Regions from separate parts of the Homo sapiens genome. Here region 1 is linked to region 2. The links are chromatin loops, found by intact Hi-C in ENCODE. Cell type or tissue: B cell. All regions are shown on one strand. Each heading gives the region's core, and the rest is flanking DNA. Links, peaks and the distances in the headings are about the cores only.

What was found. A loop is a pair of places that touch in the nucleus more often than their neighbours do. Peaks named below come from ENCODE experiments on the same cell type or tissue, not always from the same donor. Only the 100,000 strongest peaks of a DNase experiment are listed, where the experiment ranks them.
Region 1: a loop joins it to region 2, with 12 times the contacts of the local background. A loop is called at or near these places in 10 of 110 quality-filtered maps.

What each region holds. Positions count from the first base shown.
Region 1 is chr3:19,865,135-19,869,530 of GRCh38, forward strand. No RefSeq gene overlaps it. Among named protein-coding and RNA genes, the nearest start is that of EFHB, 67 kb to the right of the region's middle. RefSeq lists an enhancer at 1-586. In B cell, for the core only: CTCF peaks have their summits at 1,817 (motif pointing left) and 2,023; a DNase peak (open chromatin) is centred at 1,797.
Region 2 is chr3:19,144,342-19,148,737 of GRCh38, forward strand. KCNH8 (potassium voltage-gated channel subfamily H member 8) reads left to right here and starts at 4,169. Exons shown (of 16, transcript NM_144633.3): 1 at 4,169-4,396. The coding sequence starts at 4,379. RefSeq lists enhancers at 2,424-3,017, 3,018-3,611 and a silencer at 2,559-2,730. In B cell, for the core only: CTCF peaks have their summits at 2,424 and 2,627; DNase peaks (open chromatin) are centred at 2,850 and 3,700; H3K4me3 peaks cover 2,152 bases; H3K27ac peaks cover 2,059 bases; H3K27me3 peaks cover 504 bases.

The DNA.
Region 1 (4,396 bases), core at 168-4,167, 720 kb after region 2:
TTACAGACACACCCAGGATCAATACTTTGTATCCTTCAATCCAATCAAGTTGACACTCACTATTAACCATCACAAGTGTGAATAATTGTGAGCTTAGTCACATAAATGTCACAAAGCTCAAAGCCTTCTCGCTCAAAGTGAGATCCCAGAGCAGCTGCATCATATCACCTGGAAGCTTTGGAAATGCGTAATCTCAGGCTCCACCCTGGACATACTGAATCGGAATCTGCATTTTAACAAGATCTACAGGTGATTTATATGCACATTAAAATTTAAAACACACTAACTTAGAGGATATCAAATATAAATTTATTCATTCCCTATTGTCCCCAATTCACACTTCCTCCTAGCAAAATTTTTATATCTGTAAATCTTTTTTTAGTTTTTGTTACTCTTTTTCATTAATGGATGTGCTAGTCTATCTGTAAATCTCAGTAATTCAGATAGGTATATTTACTGCAGAAGATGATTAATTTACCGCTGACCAAAAATTCTAATCATGAAAATATTTCTAACAGGGCAAACTACAGGCTGGATCTCTGGACAAAAGAGCATTCTTAGTCTGTCTAAATTACTAGTTAACCACCACCTAACAACTGAGAGACTAGGCATGGGGAGTGCCTTTTTAAAAAGATAAGCGTATGTTAATCACTTCAAGGTATTAATATATATAATTTACTCCAAGAGAATGAAAAAGACTTTCCCTCTGCTCAGGTGAAGGTGTGTTCACCTCTATTTACAGAGTAGAAAATCTGGCAGAGTAATTACAGATGGAATAAGAGCTATAAGCTCCAGATTACTCTCAGGAAACATTTCTTAGTCTAAATGCACTTTTTAATTAGCTCTTCCAATAGCATCATGCTAATTGGCTAATTCGGGAATGATATGAGACCCCATGTGCTTTAAAGAAAATCTGTTTGTTGATATATTTATTTGCAACTGAGACTGTCTTATTGCTGGCAGGACAGATATTATTAAAACAGAATCACCTGCTTATTTTAACCAGGTTTTTTTAATGAACACACATGAATTGGATTATCCCTAGGGTTTCAGGAGGAAGTATTAGCATTCTGAGTGATGGGAAATTGCCACTTAGCTGGGAAATAAATGAGCTTTAAATAGATCCCATTATTTTTTGCGAGGTTATTACTGTAAATGTTTTATAATAGAAGAAATGCCTTTCAAGTCTATCCTCATTGTTGGTTTATGATTGGGGTGTTAACCTCTAACTAGCCCAGCTCTTCACGTCAAGCCATGGTGAGCTTTCATAAGTGGTTACTACATAAAATAAAATTACCCTTTATTGGCCCATATAATATTTCCAACAAGTTCCTTGGTTAACCATGCTGTGAACAAAATGTATTAAGTTTATTTGCCTGAGCTAGGAAACAGTAGTCTTTAAAACTTTTTATAGGTTCAATATATTCTACTATTAACGAGACTATCCTGAACACTATGGAAACATAGTTTAGGTGAGAACATGGTGATATATTTGAATATTTATTTATATCTCATCTGAGTATTTCACATTGTTTTACTTCTTTCTCTAACAGATGACACTTTATGATCCAAGCAAATCTCCTCTCTAGGTTGCTAGTACTATTTAAAATGTGCCTTTTCAGCCTAATTTCTGCCACCAAATAATAATTTTAAAAAAGAAAGTGCATAGATCATCCTGGATTTTGCAAAGCGTTGTGGTAGACTTCTTCCTCCAGCTTAACATTCTCTTTTCAGCTGCTGCTATTCCACACAGTTGGCTAAGGTTCATCGCTAAGTTTGGAAATGCTAGGGTGCCCCCTACCGTTAAAATGGGAAATCACGTTTCTTAGCCACGCCATTCAAAGAACAATATTCTCCCAAAAAGGGTATTTAACCAAAGCACAGATAAGCAATTAGTCACACCGATGGATGGCTGGATGGATGGATGGATGGGAGACAGAGGCAGGTAGTAAATCTACCTGAGGATAAATTTGAAATTTTGAAGTTAGAAGCTACTTGAGTATTCATCTGGTCTAGAGATCTGTGGGAGATAGGGTGACTGAATATCACATGGTCAAAAGTATACACGTATATGCATTTTTCTAAAATAATAGTGTGTATAGCTATCATCATTATTTCAAAGGTATACATAACCTGGGTCACTCTCTCTCCACTACCTTCCCTGTCATCTTTCTTGGTGGTATCAGTGTCCCTGTAGGTGATTCATCTACTTAACATCAGACTTCTCACTTCTTGAACTCCCTTTTTTAATGAACCTGTTCTCCACCTACTTTAGTCACTCAGGCCCATTATCACACCCTAAATTTTATTACCAACATCTCTACCACCTGCAGAATCTCATTTGCAGGCATTCCACTCTGATCACCAACACTTATTTTTCTAGCTTATTTTTTATAGTATTCCTCTACAACTTTTGACCCATAGGAATGGCCCAGTTCATTATCCCTGCCATTTTTTCAGTACCATCTCATTTCTGAACTTCTTCCTGACAGATCTTAGTCTCCATGTCACGTCACTAGAACTATTTCCTTGCATAAATTCAACTTTGTGCCTCCCTCCCACCATTTTATTCCGCAGGTAAAATTCCAGCCCTAGTCAAATATAAATCTCCATTTATTCCAGATCCAAAGTCTAGTAGTTGCATAAGAAAAAAACTGACTGAAGAAAAACACAAAACCAAGTGACCAATCTCATTTTAAATTTATAATTAAAAAATTCAAGAGGGCTTGCAGTCCTACTATGTTTTCTAGTCAAGTCACTGCCTCACTCTCTAAATCAGTTCTCCTTCCTCACCTTTCGTCCAGCCCTCAACACACCCTCCTCCTTTCTTACTCTCAGCTGATAACCCTTTTTTATATATACAACTTGCCATCCTGTTGTCCTCTTATACAACTGACAGCTGTTCCAAAGAAACCTCTCCACTTCTACACTGTATCCCAACCCCTTTCCCAACTCAAGAATTTGCTCCTGTAATTATTTCCTCTTACTCCTTTATTCTCCTCAACTATACAATTCCTATCAACACGAATTGTGCTATAAAATCTCATATGTTTAAAAAGCATCTTTTCTCTGCCCTCTTTAAAAAAAAAAAAACAGTGTCTTACTCTGTTGCCCAGGCTGGAGTGCAGTGGCACACTCTAGGCTCACTGCAAACCTCCGCCTTCCAGGTTCAAGCGATTCTCATGCCTCAGCCCCCCCAGTAAGTGGGACTACAGGTGAGCATCACCACACCTGGCTAATTTTTGTATTTTTAGTACAGATGGGGTTTTGCCATGTTGGCCAGGCTTGTCTCAAACTCCTGGGCTCCAGCAATCCTCCCGCCTCAGCCTCCCAAAGTGCTGGGATTACAGACATGAGCCACCACACCCGGCCCTCTCTGCCCTCTTCATAGCAGAGTTTGTTAAAGAGTTCTCCATCATACACACTACTTACCTCCTAAACTTTTGTGAACCCATTTTCATGAAACTGCGACTCCACTACTGGCATCAAAAGAGCTCCTGTCAAGGTTGCCAGTAACATCCAATTGTCAAACTTCATGGTCAATTCTCAGGCTTCACCTTTACCTCCAAATAGCATTGTCAGTTGATTTCTCCCTCCTTCTTAAAATACCTCTTCACTTGAGTAAGTGCTCCATAAACGTCTGTTGAATTAATGACCCCAAAAATATTAAGAGTGCAGAACCAATCCCAGATTCCAGTGCAAATGAAAGAGCAGGGCTTAACCTTCTCATCTAAGTTTTACATAGGTGATAGATGGCTTAAATTGGGACTTGGCATTGATGGGCCAATCTTTATTCTTCCAATATTCTGTGAGTGATTGCATACTGTTGTCCCTGTTTAGTCTGTATATCTTTTTCATTAGTTCCCCAAAGATTTATGGAGCACTACTCCATGCCAGGTAATGTGTATCTAGAAATTTGTCAATTTGGATTATGTCCTCAGAAAACGTATACTATAAATTAAATAGAAGAGGCAAGTATATAGCTAATTATCAGACAAAATACAAAGTAATTGTTGTCTCACAAAGGCACAGAGAACTAAGCAAGTTCAAAGGAAAGACAGATTCTTTGTAGCCAGAGAATGATTCCGGGAAATTTTGTAACAATAGTAAACTTTGAACTATTCCTTAAAAAAGATGTAGAATGTAGGCATGTAGAAAGTGGGGAAAGGAGGATGGAAGTATTTCCAGGGGAAGATATGAGTATAGTGGATAGCAGTCACAGAAACGTCATATAGTTCAGTTCTTGCTGAAGCAAAGAATAGATGAAAGGGAGTGATATGAAATGAGGTCAAAAAGAAGCATTAGAGGAAAACACTGTAGGGCCTTATGATGCTAGGCTAAGAATGTACATTTTTCTAAAAAATGGGAAAACTGTTGAAAGTTTTAAGGTATAGTA
Region 2 (4,396 bases), core at 115-4,114:
CAAACTTTAAATGACAAAGGGGATAAGTGGTTGAAACAAAACTAGAACTCAATACATCTGAGTAGATGCCTGTAAATTAAAATATTGCCTTCTTGCGAAGGCTAAAATTCTTGTTGCCAGAAAAAGTTTAAGAATATTTTCAGTGCCTACAGTCAAATACATATGCATCAATAAGGCATTTGCAGCTATTTTGTGTCATGGTATTGGATGAATGCTATAATTAGAAAACAGACGTGAAGCCGACCTAAAACCATCAAACTAATATAGAGAGCCCTGAAGCTTTTTCCAGTTCCAGTCAGTCTGAAAAGACAACATCAAATGCTAATGAGAGTCAGTCTTAAATAAAATAAGAATAAAAATTGCTTTATCTGTGGCTTATAACTCTTAAGTGAATTTAATGTGTATTTTCTCTCTTGTGTGTTACATTTTCCCTATAAGGAATTATAGAGTTGAACCCAGATCTTGTACCCATAAATCTCAAATGCTTATGGAGACATAAAGAATAGGTAAAAATGGATTTTTAATCACATTAAGGAATGCTGTTATGAGGCAACTTCCTTTGAAACTCAAAATACTAACAAATTGATAGGAAGATTTTAAAACATGGCTCCATTTTATTTGATACTTGTTCCATCTAAAGGTTGGACTTTTCCCCCTTTCTGATTAACCTGGATTCTGTGCTTGCTTTCAATCTGGCCGTTTCTAGATCAGGCCTTAAGAAACTGGCAGTTCCTACTTCCTGTCTCTTCAGACACTCTGGAAACCACCATGCTGTGAGGAAGCCCAAGTAGTTCCTGGAGAGATCTACACCAATAACTGAAGCCCCAAGGCCCTAGCACTGGCTGAGCTCCCAGCTGAAAGCCAGCACCAAATTTCCATAACTTTGAGTGAACCATCTTGGAAGTGTATATTCCAGTTCCAGGTTAAGTGTACTCAGAAATAACCTGCCCCATTGATCCCTGTAAAAATTGGAGATCTGAAAGCAAAATACAATATTGTTGACATTTTAAGTCAGTAGGGTTTGGGGCAGTTTATTGTATCAGTGAACTTTGCCTAGGTTGGTTTTACCTAGAGGCCTTCTATAGTACATAATAGAGTACCTTGGTCTGGTTATAGGGATTTTGTGCCTTCCTTTACATTTTAAAGTGAAAGAAAAATATCTTTTCTGTGAACATGAATTTTTTATTATTATTGTTATACTTTTAAGTTCTAGGGTACATGTGCACAATGTGCAGGTTTGTTACATTGGTATACATGTGCCATGTTTGTTTGCTGCATCCATCAACTCGTCATTTACATTAGGTATTTCTCCTAATGCTATCCCTCCCCCAGCTCCCCAGCCCCCAACAGGCCCGGGTGTGTGATGTTCCCCTCCCTGTGTCCATGTGTTGTCATGAACATCAATATTTTTAATGAGGGCATTAAGTTTACTCTATTGTGTGGTTATCCTGTATTCTTGTAGCATTGTCTCGTTTAGTCCGTAGAGAAAGATCACATCCCTGTAGTGTGTGATCTACTATAAAATGAGTTGGGGTTTTTTGTGTCAATAAAATGAGTTGCAACAAAATGAGTTGGGTTTTTTTGTGTCAATAAGTGGGGACAGTGGGAAAATTTCCTTAAGGAAAGCACATGAGATTTGGTGATTTGGGGCAGATGATAGTGAAAACTCCAGACTCCCATGGTGCTTCTTTCACGGTCTTTGCTTTCCAGGTGGCAAAACATGTTTAAAGGGATTTAATATACTTAAACTTGGATGGAGGTCATGTTCTAATGGCACAATTTGGCCTCACTGATGCCACAAACCCTTAGGATGAACATTAGGTTTCGGGCTAGAACTTAAAAAGGGCCTGGAACTCAAGACCAGAGTGGTGATGGCTGTCTTCATTAAGAAACACTTCTTGGTGGGCAAAGGATATAAGAGATAGTTAGGTCCATCTACTGCAGTTCAGTAGAATACAGGGCTTGAATTTGAATTTAGGGCAGGGATCTTGCCATGCCTAGCACAGTTCCTGACACATAATAGGTGTTGGAGGGGAGACAGTGAATGATAAATGCCAGGCTCCTTTTGCCATGAAACTGGGGCTTTCTTTTGGGTTGTCATTTTTAAGCCACTATGTGGCTTGCTTCTTGCAGTGATTTCATATATTAGGTAACAGATCAGGACCACGAGGAAACAATTTTTACACACACGGCCCTACAGTGCAAATTGTTATGAACCACAGTCATAGCTTACAACTAATACATTTCATCCTGAACTTCGAGCCAATTCACGGGTGGCGTTTATCTCCGTTTTACATCGGCAGCAACAGCCTGAATTTTCTGGGACACGATGCGCCACCCAAACAACAGGGACTCCCTCATCTTTTTCTCCCCAGCTCCGCCCAAGACTGAGCCACATAGCCACCTGCAGTTGCGATCGGCTCGCCGCGTGGGGGACTCCACCCGCGTGAGCTCGGTTTCCGAAAAGCGAAGCTGGGGTGGGACACAAGGATTGAGGGGAGGACAGGGACGGACCTGCGGCAGAAGCAGGGTGCAGCTGGGCGAGGAACCCCACGTTGGTAGCTTCTCTTCTGGGATGGCCGCCCCGCGCCGCCCACTCCGGAATCCTGTCCCCTCCCCGGCGCGCCCCCGCCCAGCTAGCCTAGAGCCTCTGCCGGATCTTCTCGAATTTCAACACAAAGGGAATCCTCGGCCGCAGGAAGTGCATCACGAGAAAGGGGGCCTGGGGGCGGGGAGAGGGGGATGCCGCTTCTCTCTCTTCTCCCCCTCCCTCCCGGAGCCCAAGGCAGACGTGACGAAACCCGCGGGGTCCCCCCCGAAGCCCCAACAGCCGAGATAATTGAAACAAGAAACCCCCTTAGTAAGGGGGCGGGGGGTGGGCCCTCCCTCCCTCCTCCCGCCACGCCCGAGTTCCTGGAGATCAGAGCTGCCTCGCCGCGGCTCTGACACCTGTTTGCTTTTTCCCTCCTTTCCTTCCGGGTGCACTAGCACCTGGGCTTACGTTTGTTTTTCTACCCTGGGGCTCTCAACTTCCCTTCCACACTCCACCTCCCTTGCAGAGTTTTCTATAAAGTTCGGGCTCTGGGTGTCCCCTTGCACTCCCCACAGGGCTGTGCCGCAGGCTTGGGCGACTTTCCCCGCAGAACGTTGGCCGAGAGGGAGTCCCCGCGGGGGGGGCCAGGGGGGAGGACTGGGAGAGACCACTTTCGTTTTCTGAGACGCCTTCAGTTCCTGGCCGTCCGCCAGGCTTTCTTCTTGGAGGTGTCAGTCTTCGGGAGTGGGGGCTGGGGAAAGGGGGGCAGGCTAGGGGATTTGTGTTTGAAGCTATTTTTGGAAGGCAGCCTTACTGTTTTTACTTACGTGGTATTTTGCAAATTAATAAAAATAGCAAACTTTTCTAGAAATGCTTTATTCACATTTTACCGGAGAATGGGAAACCATCCATTGTCCGTTCAAAAGGCTATTTTTTTAAAGTTTGGGATGGCTTGGGGAGGCCAATGGCAATTTGGGGAGAAGGGCTGAAGCACCCCTTTTTGGAGCTCGGGGCCAGTTTCCCGGACTAAAAGACCCTGGTGACTGGGGATGGGCCTCACAACTAACTCGGGCTGCCCTGCCCCTGTCGCGTGGGCTCGCAATGGCAAGTGCTCCGGAAGGGGGCCGCCTCCCCGTGGGGCTCCTGGCTGCCTCTGCTCCCTTGGACACCACTGGGGGGCCTCCCCCTCCTAAGTTCTAGGTTGAGGCCGGATACCTGCCCCGACCTGTCTCCTCCCTTTCTCCAATACCACACCCACGGGACTCCAGTCTCCCCGGGAGTGGGACGGAGAGGGAACAAAGGGGTCTTTGTTCACTGGCTCCCGGGGCGTGGGAGTTGCGCTCGCTCTCCTTTCCCGGCGTCCCGTGGAGACCGGGAGGCTCAGCGCCTCTCCCAGCTCTCAGCGCCGCCCTCCCAGACCCCAGAGACGTCGGTCAGGGCGCGGCGCCCCGGGCCACTGCGGGCTCTTTCCGGGCGGGCGACGTGGGGGGCGAGGCACCGCGCGGCGGCGCCTGGCGGGCACTGTTGCCCGCGGAGGGACGGTGGGGGGGTTTCAGCAGCTGGCGGGGGTGGAGGGGGCGGGAGAGGGAGCCTGCGCCGGGCTGAGCCTGGAGGTGCGGGGCGGGCTCGGGGAGCGCTCTTGGGGCTCCTCCTGCCACAGCCGGGGCGGCTGGAACTCTCTCCCTTTCTCCCTCCATCCTTCCACTTCCCCTGCTCGGCCCCGCCGTCAGGCCGGGTCCCCCTTCCCTGCCGTCATCAGGTTCCCCTTCTCCCTTCTTGGCACTTTCCTTTCGAACCATCCTTCTGGACAAACTTTGATGGAGAATTTCACACCACGCTGGAAAAATGCCGGTTATGAAAGGA